2 separate regions of the Homo sapiens genome follow, and region 1 is linked to region 2. The links are chromatin contacts, found by POLR2A ChIA-PET in ENCODE. All regions are on one chromosome and are shown on one strand. The core of a region is the stretch at or near the end of the contact, and the rest is flanking DNA. Distances in the headings are between cores, read along the strand shown.

Region 1 (7,330 bases), core at 3,078-5,577, 1.1 Mb before region 2:
TGTACAAAATACACTATGGGGTCAGCAGGGAGACTCTGTGGTGTTAACCTGTATTCTTTCTGTATTTTTTTTTTAAAGCAGCCTCCTATATTTATCTAGAGCACTGTACAGTCAGTTCTCCATATCTGCATCCATGGATTCAACCAACCACAGATGAAAAATATTCCAAAAATTAAAAAATAAAAATATACCAATTAAAAAATACAAATAAAAAATACAGTGTAAACAACTATTTACATAGCATTAACATTATATTAGGTATTATAAGCAATCTGGAGAATACTTAAAGTATACAGGAAGATGTGTGTAGGTTATATGTAAATACTACACCATTTTATAGAAAGAATCTGAGGACAGGCATAGTGGCTTACACCTCTTTTTTTGAGACAGATTCTCGCTCTGTCGCCCAGGCTGGAGTGCAATGGCACGATCTCAGCTCACTGCAAGCTCCACCTCCCAAGTTCACAGCATTCTCCTGCCTCAGCCTCCTGAGTAGCTGGGACTACAGGCGCCCACCACCATGCCCGGGTAATTTTTTTGTATTTTTAGTAGAGACGGGGTTTCACTGTGTTAGCCGAGATGGTCTCGATCTCCTGACCTCGTGATCCACCCGTCTCAGCCTCCCAAAGTGCTGGGATTACAGGTGTGAGCCACCATGCCCGGCCGGCTTACACCTCTTATCCCAGCACTTTGGGAGGCCAAGGCAAGAGGATAGCTTGAGGCAAGGAGTTTGAAACCAGCCTGGCCAACATAGCAAGACCCAATCTCTGTATTGAAAAAGAAAAAAGAAAAGAAAGGACTTGAATGTCCATGAATTTTGGTACCTGCATGGGAGTCCTAGAACCAATCCCCTACAGATACCAAGAGATGACTGTATAGAGAAAAACCATTGAGCAAAGCCAGAGGCAACATCAGTTCAAACTCTGCTAAGGCTCCAGAATGACAAGATTCCAATCTGGTAAAAGGTTTGGATGAGAGTGACAGCCTTGTGTTGACAGCAGGGCAATGAGCCAGTTCAGACAGCCCCAAGACTTTCCCTAGTCAATCCCAGGCAGAGAGAAGCCCTGCCCACTACAGGAACAGGGTTGCTGAAACAGCAACTAGGAAGCTGGTCTACACCAAGAACCTTGGGAATCAGGAAGGCCCAGGAAAAATAAGTATCTACAGGAGGTTCAGGGACGATTTGGACCTCACACCCAAGTGAGAAGCCTGGAAATCCCCAGGGGTGAGAGAACACTGCTTTCATCTACCCTTCCAAAACGGGTCCCACTGTCACCCGTGCATGCCCGTATCTGAAGGACACTGGTGTCTGATCATCCCAAAAACTGGAATTTTTTCTCATTGTGGCCTGGCTGTTTCCCTGGATCTTTGGAAACTGTGGTCACTGTCTTATTCTGACAAGATACAATCAAAGTTAACCAAGAGAAATTATACAGCACTGCTTAACCAAAGTGCCACAAAGAAGGTATAAACAGGGAAGGGTGGGAGAGAAACAACACACAGGTATGTACCAATAGCAGGCAAATTCATTGGGGGCCAATCCCAGTTTTATTCATTTATTTTAAAATGATTTTTAGAGACAGGGTCTCACTATGTTGCCCAGCCTCCTTAGTAGCTGGGACTACAGGCACACGCCAGCTCCAAGCCCAGTTTTAAACACTGATTATTCCCTTTTGAAGCAGATTCATCGAAGATTTCTTTAAATAAATATTTTCATGAAGCATTTAAATACATTCATTTATGAAGTGTGTATTGACTCATACTTTTTCAGGAACATGTACAAACACGTTTGACCACAGTCCTCTCACCTTCCTTGGAATGTCCCTCTCTTGGGCCTGTGATAGCTCTTTCCTGGTTGTATCCCTTCATCTCTTCCTCTATTTCTCTGTCCCCTTTCTCCTCCTCCATCAATAGAGGCATGCACTAAGAGTGCTTCTTTGTGGACTTCCGATCTCTTCATTCTTTCTCCTTGAATAACCATCACTCACTTCTTTTACTTGTCACCTCTACTGCTGATAATAATAGCTGGCAACTATAGGTGCTCTCTGTGTGTCAGGCACTGTACTAAACTCTCAAGTTTAATCCTCCCAACGGTCCTAAGGAGTAGACACTGTTATTATCCCCATTTTTATGTATGGAAAAACTGAGGCTTGGGGGCGGAAGCAGGCTGCCCAGGGTCACCTAGCTAGTAAGGGGCAGAACTGGATTCAAGCCCGGGCAGCCCACCTCAGAGGCTTCATGCTGTTCGGTAAGCTCTCAAAACTGGACATCTTCCCAAGGGGCGGGGCCATCTCCACCAGCCCCTCAAACCCTGCATGTCACCCACCAGACATTAGAGAGTACTCACTGACATGTTTGTACTGGCTGTGAAGATATTAAAATACTGCAAACTCTGTGGCCTGGAACCCTGTCTTCACCCTGTCACCCTCTCCGCTAAGACCTCCCCGTATCCAGCATCCCTGGCATGGGGCTGAGGGGTGGAGGCTGGTGGGGAGGGGCTTAGCGCCCGCCTGGCCTTAGCCTTGCCAGTGCTAAAACTGTGGCTAAATACTGAGGATTGTGTTGTTTGGTTGGGTTTGTTTGTTTGTTCGTTTTTGAGACAAACACAAATCACTCTGTCGTCCAGGCTGGAGTGCAGTGATGTGATCATAGCTCACTGCAACCTCAAACTCCTGGCCTCAAGCAATCCTCTTGCCTCAGCCTCCCAAGTAACTATATCTACAGGCATGCACCACCATGCCCAGCTAATTTTTAAGATTTTTTTGTAGAGACAGACAGAGTCTCACTATGTTGCCCAGGGTGGTCTCGAACTCCTGGCCTCAAGCAATCCTCCTACCTCGGCCTCCCAACGTGCTGGGATCACAGGCATGAGCCACTGTGCCTGAACTAAATACTGTTAGTATCACGTCTGCCTCCTTCTCCTTATGTCTCCACGAACCAGTTCCTCTGCTGACTTCCTTATTTCTGGGGCCCACATCTCATTCTCCAGTTTGTATTATACAGAGCCTTTTTCCCACAGTGCCTGCCATGGGATCCCCCAGTCCTCCATTCTACCTGAAAAACTCGCAAGCCTCCCGTGAGAGCCATCTGTGGTGCCCTTGGTTCCTCTGTGAGGCTGCCACCACCCTGCACCCTAGGGTGAGTAGTGCCCCAGAAGGACCTCACAAACTCCAGTGAAGGGACTCACAGGCACAGTCTCAACTGTGTCCCTGAGGTCCCCAGCCAGGTTTCTCTACCCTGCAGCCCACGTGGGGTAGAGGGACCATCTAGGCAGCTGTGAAGCTACCTGGGTGGGTGGTGGGGGGAGGCAAGCAGGAGCCCCAGTAAGGAGTCAGGGCCCCTTGGCAGCTGCGGTCAACTTTGAGGTTTGCAGCCTCCTGCTCCTGTCTTAAAGGGATGAGGACAGCTCCTCTGAATGAGGGGGCATGGACCTTGAGGGGCACCTGGGGAGTGAGAGGACAGAGGGAAGAGGACTAGACAGAGGAGGGGGACAGGCAGACCTGCTCCCTCCAGGCTGGGCTGGCCCTACCGGGCTGGGTGGGGTACCCCCTCCAGCTTATAGGGTCTCCCACACCATCAGCCCCGCTATGGGGCCTGGACGGAAGGGCTGGGGCAATGGCCTGGGGAGGGGGCTCGGGAAACAAGGCTGTAGAACAGGGAAAGCTCCAGCAAAGGGAAGCCCTCTATGCTGTACGTTTCCTGGAAAGGACGATCCCGGGGGGCAGCTGCTGCTGTCAACCCGGTAAAGCTCACAAGCCCCCACACCAGATCCCCCCAGATCCTCTCACGGCTCAGCTCCAGGGACCGGCAGAGACTCTCCCCGGACGGGTCTCGCCTCCCTAAGGGTCTCTGCTTCGCCTGTGAGAGGAGGGGTTGATGTCCTGACTCTAAGGTGTCTCGGCTCTCTGCGTCCTCAGGAGCACGCGCTGCTGGGGGCGCGGGCGGCAGAGGGTGGGCCCTGGAGTCCGAGCCCCCGGGACTCGCGGGCACGCGGTGGGTAGCGGGGGACAGAGAGGGAACAGCAGCCCGGCGTCCGCTCCAAGTCTGCCCCTCGAGCAGTGGGGCTGGGGCCCCGATCCCTTCACGCGCGAGCTCCGCCAAGCCCCCGGGCGCGCGGTCACCGAGTGGCGCCGGAGCTGGGGAGCCCCCCACGCCCGCCGCGTTGGCCTCCCGCCCGGGCCGGGTCCTGAGCCCCGCGATCCGCTGTCGGCCCCACGACTTACCCAAAAGTTTCCCTTGAACAGTGAGCGCGTCATCGCAGCGCGAGTGGGGGCGCGGAGGAGAGCCGGGCCGCAGGTAGCACAGAGCGGGGAGGCCTGACTGCCACTGCCCGCGGCTCCGCAGACTCAACTTCTGCGTTCCACACTCGCGCAGGGAAGCCGCCCCCGGGTCCTAAACCACTCCCGATTGCGACGGCCGCCGTCGGCGCTCTGCGCTCCCTGCGCGAGACCTGGGCGGGACCCTCGGCGCTCACCCGGCCAGGGGCTGCAGCCCGCACCCGGACCCAGGCCCATTTAAAGCCCCACAGCGTCGGGCCACGATCAATATATCAGCCCGAAGCTAGCTGCCTCCTTCTGGAAGTCTTTGGGTATTGGAAATAACTGGTCCTGGCTTGGGTTCCTGCCCACAAGGCCCCCTGGACAGCACGAAATCCAGGCTCTGCGGGGTGATAGACGGGATCTGATCAGATGGTCGCGAGGACCCGGTTTAAGCTACAGAAGGCCTGGGGCCGACAACTCCCGCAGACGCCTTGGCTTCACGGCGGGCCCCACCGGCACCTGCTGCAGATCAGGCCCTGGGGGACGGTTCATTTTTTATTTTACTTTTTGTTGTTGCAGGTGTTTTTAATGAATGGGGTCACGTTTTAGTCTAAAATGTCATGGAGAGGTCATCTCTGCTGTTTCCCCTTGACTCTAGTCACTTGGTGGTGTCCTAACAGGGCTTCCAGGAGCTCAGCCGCTCTCTGACTCCCTTTCCATTCTCAAAAGGCAAGACCCTTCCCTGCCCATTCCACCCCAGCAAGAGGGGCCCAAGATTCCTTCTTCTCCCTCCACTCTTCCACCCTCACAAATAAAACCCCAGGGCAGGTCAGACCCCTCTCTGCATTGTAGTAGATTGGTACAAAAGTAATTGCGGTTTTTGCCATGACTTTTAATAGTAATGCAGGGCTTATGACAAAGTACTGCCTGGTGCGACAGGCCCGAAGCCCAACCTGAGGCCCAGAGGGGTTGAATGGCTTGCCCAAGATCACAGTTTATTTAAGGGATGAAGAGCTCAAGGTTAGAGCTCTGCCCTTCTAAATAGATGCAAAGACAGACATCCTTCCTGGGGCAGATCCATCCTGGGCAGAGGAATAGGTGCTCAAAGTGGGGAGGATAAAGGTCAAGGTTGCCAAGACTGGCACCAGCCCAGCCTGGAGAAGCAAGCACTCACCCCTGGAGCAGGTTCTAGCTACACCCAGACACAGTGAAAGGGCAATTGCTAGAATTATGTGAAGCACCTGGAACAAGTTCTGCTCCATAAAACTGCAGCCAGCCCCACTCAGATGAACTCCCACCAATAAAGTCATCCACAACTGCAAAGATGGAGAGGTGGCCTCCAGCCACCAAGCATCTCCAAGGGATGCATCCATTTACGTACTTGCTCATATCCTTTGAAAGCAGTGAGATTAGAAGGAAGGCAGAGAAGCCTGGCAGAACCATCAAGGGGCAGCAGAGGACGTGGTAGGCACTAGGAAGCTAGGCTTAACTGCAGGGGGTAAGAAATGGCACAAACTGGGGACATAGAAGCGGGAGAGCTGAAGACACCACTAAGGTTTTTCCTGGAAGTTTTAAATATTCTGGAAAAATAGTTTAGATACAATTCTAATTGTCACATTTTAATTTTTAATACATGTATAATTTTAAGTTATTAGAACGTTTCACAAGCTCTCACAGTACATTGTGCTTGATTTTCGCGACTCAGACTCTAAGCTCCCTGAATTTTAACCCTCTTCCGCCATCTGGTGACAAAGTTTTTAATTGCAAATGGTCATCCACGCTGCTGGAAAATATTCTTCATTCCTCAAACAGCTCATCTCTGGGGCAGGTATTGTGAGTAAAAAAACAAACAAAGTGTGTGCTATATCCAAGGGACATATTTAGGATATTTTACTAACTTCTGTGGTTTGAATGTTGCCCCCTCCAAGAATTCTTGTTGAAACTTAATCTGAAATGAGACAGTATTGAGAGAGGTAGGATCTTTAAGAGGTGATTGGGTCACGAGGGCCACTAGTCCCATTCATGGATTAATGGGTTAGTAGATTAATGGGTTATCAGGAGATGAAACTGGTGGCTTTATGCTTTATAAGAAGAGGAAGAGATGGCTGGGCACAGTGGCTCATGCCTGTAATCCCAGCACTTTGGGAGGACAAGGCAGGTGGATCACCTGAGGTCAAGAGTTCAAGACCAGGCAGGCCAACATGATGTAACCCCATCTCTATTAAAAATACAAAATTAGCCGGGTGTGGCGGCACACGCCTGTAGTCCCAGCTACTTGGGAGGGTGAGACAGGAGAATCGCTTGAACCCAGGAGGCATAGGCTGCAGTGAGCCGAGAGTGCTACTGCACTCCAGCCTGGGCGAGACAGAGTGAGACACCATCTCAGAAAAAAAAAAAAAAAGAAGAAGAAGAGGAAGAGAGGCCTGAACTAGCATGATCAACCTCCTTGCCATGTTACACCCCATGCCACAGAGTCCCTACCAGCAAGAAGGCTGGCACAAATGCGGCCCCTCAACCTTGGACTTTTCAGCCTTCATAACTGTGAGAAATAAATTCTTTTCCTTTATAAACTACCCGATGTCAGATACTCTGTTATAAGCAACAGAAAACATACTAAGACACTAACAAAATTAAACAATATTATAGCAATTATGAAATAATGAAATTATTTAATATATTTAAGACATAATACATTTAAGATAATCGCTGTGAATATTTTGGCATACTCTCTTTCAACTATATATTTGCAAGAGTAAGTTCTTACTGTACATAAAATTTTGAGTCTTGCTTTTTTAACTTAGTATTTCATAAGTATTTTCTAAAATCACTCAATGTATTTTTTCTAACAAAAAGTTTGATAGAATACAGGGCTAGCCACTTTATAAGCAGACAATTTTGCACATAAAAATTGAAAATCTCTGTGAAGGGCTGGGCAGGGTGGCTCACATCTGTAATCCCAGCACTTTGGGAGGCTGAGGCAGGCAGATCACTTGAGGTCAGGAGTTCGAGACCAGCCTGGTCAACATGGTGAAACCCCGTCTCTACTAAAAATACAAAAATTAGCCGTGCGG
Region 2 (7,566 bases), core at 2,948-5,447:
GAAAATGCAAATTTCAAGCACAGTGAGATCAATGCACCAACCTACAGATGGGCAAAATTTAAGTCTGCAAACACCAAAGGCTGTCAACAGCAATTCCCACATGCTGCTAGTGAAAGAATATACTTGTACAAGCATTTTGGAATCAGTCTGGCATCACCATATCCTACAATCTGGCAGTTCGGCACTTCCAAGTATACCTTTGAGAGATTCTTTCACAGTGTACCATGATACATGAACAAAGACGTCTATAGCAGCACCATTTGTAACAGCCAGAAAATGGAAACAATACAAATGTCCATCAACAACAGAATGGATAAATAAGTTGTGGTATATTTACACACAGAAAAAAATGGCAGTAGAAAGAACTTACATTCACACACATCACCTTACACAACTCTCGGAAATCTACTAGAGGGTGAAAAAAGCAAGTCAAAAAAGAATATATACAGTATGGTTTCATATTATAGTACTCAAAAATACAGATGCATACATAGGTGATAAAACTGTAAAGAGAAGCAAGGGAATGATTACCACAAGAGTGGGGATAATGATTACCCTCCAGAGGACAGGAAGCAGATGCAAACCAAGAGGAGCGCAAAGGGAGCCTCTAAGGTCTGGCAATACTCTACTTCTTAACCTAGACAATGAGAATATGGGTGCTTTTAATTATACTATAATCATTTTAAACATATATGTTTTGTATACTCTTCTATAGATGATATATTGCACAATAAAAAATGAGTCTTATATTTTAGTCAGTTTTTTCTCATACATTTAATAGTTATAAAAAACTAAATTAGTCCAGTAGTCCAGACAATTACTATACACTCAGCATAAAAGCCTCCACCTTCAAGGCATTTTGAATTTTAAGTAAATCCCCGATTCTGTTTGTCTTTCATAATGTATCTGATGAAAGAGGGAAAAAGAAGACTGCAGAGGTTAAAAAATATATTAAGAGCTGTGGTTAATCAAATTTCAACTGCAAAATCCTACCTTCTCTAATAGTCCACATGTTATTCTATTTCTGATCTTTATTGTGACCTTGAATTGAAGGATTATATAAGCAAGAGCATCAACTATTACCTCCCTGAGACAGAAAACAGCTTGTTCATCAAAAGACTAGACCGTTCCTAGGGATTCCATTTGGATGTGTAATAGTTAAAAAATTATTTGAAGTACACTACAAAAGAATGGACCAAAAAAAGGCATTTTCTTTTCATATATACAGAGGAATCTAAAATTGCTTCTCTCAAAACCCAGCTTTTATGGGAGATATCTAATATTCAAGAAGAAACGTTACCTCTGAAGGTGATTAAAGAACAAATATGAACAAGACCAGAAAAGCAATGAAAGTAAGAACTGTACTATTTACTTGGAGCCAAGGAACTGTCATAATACATATTTATCATTTTAATCCTTACTGAAGCATCCACACAGGCTTAATGTTACCAAAACATTTTAAAAGCCTATATTCTTTGCTCTCACCAGTTCCATAGAACGTACCTTTTAAACTCTAAAATGCTCTTCTGGAGCACCACATATTTGAGAGTGACTGACTAAGGCCTAGAATAAAATTGAGGTGCCCCACTCATACCTCAAAATATACTTACTTCTTCAGTTAGTCCCACTAACTTGATCACTTGATCACTATGACCTCTCTTCTTGTCCAAAACTTTGTTTTTTCTTTCTTTTTTTTTTTTTTTGGAGACAAGGTCTGACTCTATCTCCTAGGCTGGAGTGCAGTGGCACTATCTCTCAGCTCACTGCAACCTCTGCCTCCCCGGCTCAAGCCATCCTCCCACCTCCGCCTCCCAAGTAGCTGGAACCACAGGTGTGCACCACCACGCCCACCTAATTTTTGTACTTTTAGTAGAGACGGGGTTTCACCACGTTGCCCAGGATGGTCTCGAACTGGTGAGTTCAAGTGATCCATCCGCCTTGGGCTCCCAAAGTGCTGGGATTACAGGTATGAGCCACCAAGCCTTGTCTGAACATGTATAATACTCGTTACCTGAACTACAAGCTGGTATTTGATAAAATGTAATTGTAAAATACTAATATAACCCTCAAAATAACTATAAAGGCTTCAAAGGTAGTGCCTGATTTTGTTTATCTTGAGTCCATACCCATCTCCCATAATCGGAACAAATTACATGGGACACCCCTTAGAAGAGCCATAAACCACTGACAGTGGTACATATTCAATGCAAAGAAGAAAAGCCATATTCTCTCATCCCAAGAGGAGAACTTCCAGATACTTCAGAGGACATCTGGGCTTGAATATCACTGGGGCATCTCAATCCAAGTCCTTTCACCCTCAAAGGTGCTCTTTCCCAGCCATCCTTATGAGTGGTTGGCAGCACCATCAATCCAGACACCAAATTATGTCAGTTCTACTTCCTTTACAGTCTTATATCCACTTACTTCTCTTCATCGTTTTTAAAACTACCTTTTTGAAGTTGGAAATCAACTCTCATCTAGACTATTTAAACAACTTCTTAATTGTCCTCTCTACTTTGCATCTCCTATTACCAGCCCTAAATTATTCCCTACAATGCAACAGTGCAGTGGTTAAGGACAAGAACAAAGGAGTTGTATAAATTTATAGCCTGGGTATACATCTCCACTCACTAGCTGGGTGAACCTGGGCAACCTTCTTAACCTTTTTGCCTCAGTTTCTTCATTGCTAATGTAGAAATAATAACACAACTCTAATGGTTGATAAGAGGATTAAAGAAAGTAATACCTATAAAGAATTGTGAATTGTGTCCCGCTCAGAGAAAGGTTGGGTTATGTATGTGGAGGGCTGGGAGAGAGAAGCAAGGAGGGAACATTATGGATATATCAAGGGCTACAAAAATCACAGGATACACATGATGCAAAGTTCTAAAGCATTAGTATAACTTGAGGATTTGAGAAAACACATCTAAATATATATTATGGCATATTATTCAAAACTTGCATACTTACAACAAGAGATTTTAATACAAATTTTCCCTTGGGAAATTGGGGCGCTACAAAACATGCCTCCTAAAACCCCTGGGAAGTACAAATTTTCTTTCCTTCCCTATATGGTTCCAGACTTTTCTGGAACCACTGTAGGCATTCAATAAATGACGGTATTATTCAGCCACTCCCCAGTTAAAACTCTTCCAGTGACTCCCCGCTGACCTCTGGATAAAGTCTGAACAATGAACACTGGTGGACAGAGTCCTGGTTTACCCTCTCCAACACATTTGTCTCTACTAGCACCCAAGTTCCATGGTACTGCAGGCGGCCAAGAGCTCTACACTTTGCCTCCCTCGTTGCGGGACTTTTGTCTGCAACTACTCGGGCCCCTCTACACCCTCATCTCCTGGCCAATCCCTTTAGCCCTCAGTCTCTGATAACCATCACTTCCTCTGGCGTGCCTCCTCTGGGTCCAACTCCTTTTCTCCCAGAGTTAGGCTAGGAGCCACCTGTGGTCCTACTACATTTACCACTGTCCTGGTTACCAGCCCGCGCCTCTCCTACTAAACTGTTAAGCTCTGTGCATAAGGGACTGTGTTGCCTTTCCCACTGGGTTATTTAGGCGTTCAATAAAGATCGTGAATTAACTCATGAATCCCGGTGTCCACAGCTGGAAGGCCCCAACAACAAACTCTTTCAGCACCAACTCAACTTCCATCCCCCCATCTCTTGGCTGGGAAGGGGCCTCAAGACTGGTCACTGCACTCGGTTCTAAACCAAGTACCAGGGCCTTAAAAACGCCAAACTGACCAGGAGGGACGCTAGCTCCAAAATACAGCCCAAGAGCACGCTTCGAGGAATGACTGACACACTAGCTTCACGATCCGCCCCGCAGAGACCCACAGCGCGCCTCGCGCCCAGCTATGCGCACGCGCGGGGCCACTGCAAAGAGGGCGGTTCCGACGCGGAAAACAGGGAATGCGCACAGAGCAAGAGCGCACGGCCCGGCTCGAGAGGAGGGGCGGCCTGGGGGCGCCACTAGTAGTTCCCGAACCCTGTCACAAAATCTGCAGCCTCCCGGCCCCAATTGCGCTTCTTCCTCTTCAGTCCTACAGCGGCTTCTCACCCACACTCCGTACGCCGTCCTCAGGAAAGGCCCCCGCTAATGGCAAAGCCAGCCACCCGCACTGGCCGCGGGTCCTCAGCCGGGATAGACAGCCCCGCTGCTGCCCGACGGACGCCGGAAGTTGGGCCCTGGCCGCGCCGGAAGCCCCGGATTTCCCGGCTCCGCCCCACCCCTTCGCCCGGGATTTCCGCCGAGGCGGTGCAGCTACCGCGCCGTGTTGTCCTCTGTCTGCACCGCCGCTGACGGAAAGCTAGGCCCTTCTGGAGACCCGCTTTCCCAAGGGCGCGGCCTCCTGGGCCGGGATGCACGAGGAAAAATAATCCCCTGCCTTTCTTCGGTAGCTGTTTTCCAGTCCACAGCACCACTGCTGAACCGAGCGTTACTGAGTAGCGTTCTTTGCCTTCACCCCTCCCTTCCTCTACCACTTGTCCACTCTCGAGGTTTAACTAAGAAGTCATACTTTACTAGACAACCCAATCTCAGAAGTCGTCATTTCCCCCTTAGCTACTTGAATAGTACCTGGCACCTCTTGCTTCCTCCATTAACTACTCCCTCGGGCAGCGACGTCCCTCCTTTCCCTCTTCTCTCCCGATTAGAGCCACTACGGGCCGTGCCTTCCTCTTCCACGGGAGCTCTATCTTGGTACACCCAGAACCACCTCCCTCCCTAACCCGCTGCCACACTCGTGGGGGTCTCTACCTGTCTCCTCTTGATCCAGGTAAGTTATGTGGACCTGAATAATAGAGTACAGAAAAGTCACTCTTATGCACTCACTATGAAAATGACTGAACAACTTTCTGGAGCCGTGTTGACATAATAGGATACTCACTCGGGTTACACCTTATACAAGGGTTATACCCCTTGATAAAACCACTGCTCTGTCCTTGACTAGGGACCCATATATGCCACCCGTATGCCACAATCTAACACCCCCACTACCCAAGGCTGCAGTCAGCCCTGTTAGGAGCTGTGACCCATTCTGTCCCTTGGACTAGGAGCCATCTGCTTTTCCTCCCCACTGGATCTGAAGTTTTTTTGTCTTACTCATATATGCTAAGTTTAAGTTTTCTGTGTGAGGGTCTAATTGGTTGAAGGAAAAAGGATTTGGTCCTAGTTTCCCCTTATGAGCCAGCTGTCTTTGACCAGATTAAGACATCACCAAAGGATTTTAAGTGGGTAATATAAGAAGTGTATTTTTCTAAATGCTTCCTCTGCCTGCAGTATGAATAGATAGGAGAGATGCCAGAATGGGTGAGACCAGATAAGAGACCCACTGCAGGGCCACAAGAGAGATACTTGAACTAGAATGTGTGGAAACAAAGCAAAGAGGATAAATTCATAGGAGGCAAAACAGAAACTGGTGACAGATTAGATTGGGGTTAGGGAGAAGGCATCAATTATCAGGCTCCAAGACTAGGCAATTGGGTAGTGTAACTGATTTTTTTTTTTTTTTGGAGACAGGGCCTCACTCTGTCACCCAGGATGGAGTGCAGTGGCACAATCATGGCTCACTGCAGCCATGACTTCCCAGGCTCAAGGGATCCTCCTGCCTCAGCCTCCCCAGACAGCTGGGACCACAGGTGCACACCACCACAACTGGCTAATTTTGATTTTTGTAGACAGGGTGGGGTCCCACGATGTTGCCCAGGCTGGTCTCAAACTCCTGGGTTAAAGCAATTCTTCCACCTCAGCCTCCCAAAGTGCTGGGATTACAGGCGCGGGCACCAATGCCTGGCCTCATTCAGATTATGTGGAATCATGGGACAGGACTAATGGCTTTCTCCTCTCCAAATGGATCTACTTGATGAAAGGCAAGCTAAGAAGAAATTCAGCCCCTCCAAAGGGAGGGACTGGATTCAGAAAAAAAAAAAAAAAAAAGGAGCGGGGGGGCAAAAAACCCAAAGGAGTGAAGCCATAAAGCAGTATCTGAACTGGAACAAAAACAGTAGGAAAAACTTATCTTGATCGTTGATACCCTTGGACATAGCCCACTGTGTCCCAGGTCCTTGCATCGAATGTTTTCACAATATTTGACTTCTAATGAAAAATCAGGGGCCAAGAGAAATCTTAGCAAAGAAGAATTCCATTACCATTGGTATCAAAATGTTATTTTTGTTGTTTTGAGACGGAGTCTCACTGTGTAGCCAGGCTGGAGTGCAGTGGCACAATCTCAGCTCACTGCAACCTCTGCCTCCCGGGTTCAAGCGATTCTCATGCCTCAGCCTCCCAAGTAGCTGGAATCACAGGCATGTGCCACCACACCCGACTAACTTTTGTCTTTTAATAGAGACAGGGTTTTGCCATGTTGGCCAGGCTGGTCTCAAACTCCTGACCTGAAGTGATCTGCCTGCCTCAGCCTCCCAAAATGTTGGGATTACAGGCGTAAGCCACCATGCCCAGCCTCAAAATGTTACATTGGTAATAACTTAGAAACTAATAAATCAATGAGAAAGTGATTTGCTTCATAAGAAACATTTTACTTAAGGAGAACATCTCTTTGGTTGAAGCACATCTAGATACAAACATTAGTGATCTGGAAAAGATATATATATATATCTGGACCAGACTTCTGTTCTGAAGGTTATTGACCAATTTTACAGATAGGACAACCAAAAACTACTGAGGTCTTAGGAAGTTTATTTGCTTTCAGTCACATGGTAAAAGGTTTGCTTGATATATTAGAAATATCTTGCCTCCTAGTCTTTTTACTAGTCAAATATCTTGCTTTCTCTTGTCATTTCACCAGTAATACACATCTAACACATATAGAACACAGATTGCCTACTCTTATTGTATCTAAAGCAAGGATTTTGATGGGGAGAGGAAGGTGGGGGAACTCATTTAGCTTTTTATTTCAATAGCTTTAGGGGTACAAGTGGTTTCTGGTTACATGGATGAATTGTATAGTGGTGTAAAGTCTGAAATTTTAGTGCACCCATCACTGGACTACTGTACATTGTACTCAGTATGTAGTTTCTGTTTCCCTCACCCCCTCCCACCCTCCCTAAAGCAGGGATTTTATTTTTTTATATTTTTACTTTTTTAACTTTTAGGGGTACAGTACATTTGTTAAATAGGTAAACTTGTGTCACGGGGGTTTGGCACAGATTATTTCGTTATCCAGGTGCTAAGCCTAGTACCCAGTAATTTTTCTGGCACTCTTTCTCACCCTCCACCCTCAAATAGCCCCCAGTGTCTGTTGTCCCCCTCCTTATGTCCATGAGGTCTTATCATTTAGCTCCCACTTATAAGTAATAACATGTGGTATTTGGTTTTCTGTTCCTACATTAGTTTGTTAAGGATGATGGCTTCCAGCTCCATCCATGTTCCCACAGAAGGTATTATCTAATTCTTTTTTATGGCTAAAGCAGGGATTTTTATAAGATACTTTTTAGCTATATTTTTGAAAATTTAGGGTTTTATGGAAATGCCTTGGGAAGCCTGACAAGAGTGCAGTGGAGGCTGAATAGTGAGCCTTTGAATCCCAGCTC

The links. ChIA-PET counts read pairs that join two places held with the same protein, here RNA polymerase II (POLR2A).
Region 1: POLR2A ChIA-PET joins it to region 2 with 21 read pairs in activated CD4-positive, alpha-beta T cell. The contact joins the promoter of PSTPIP2 here to the promoter of HDHD2 in region 2. POLR2A ChIA-PET finds 5 or more read pairs at or near these places in 2 of 52 experiments (activated B cell and activated CD4-positive, alpha-beta T cell).

The regions. Positions count from the first base shown.
Region 1 is chr18:46,067,933-46,075,262 of GRCh38, forward strand. PSTPIP2 (proline-serine-threonine phosphatase interacting protein 2) reads right to left here and starts at 4,328. Exons shown (of 15, transcript NM_024430.4): 1 at 4,224-4,328. The coding sequence starts at 4,256. RefSeq lists enhancers at 2,814-2,913, 2,954-3,013, 4,233-4,734 and silencers at 3,864-4,243, 4,284-4,333, 4,464-4,623.
Region 2 is chr18:47,146,303-47,153,868 of GRCh38, forward strand. HDHD2 (haloacid dehalogenase like hydrolase domain containing 2) reads right to left here and starts at 4,198. Exons shown (of 7, transcript NM_032124.5): 1 at 4,076-4,198. It overlaps IER3IP1 (immediate early response 3 interacting protein 1), which reads right to left. Exons shown (of 3, transcript NM_016097.5): 3 at 6,532-7,566. RefSeq lists an enhancer at 3,607-3,666.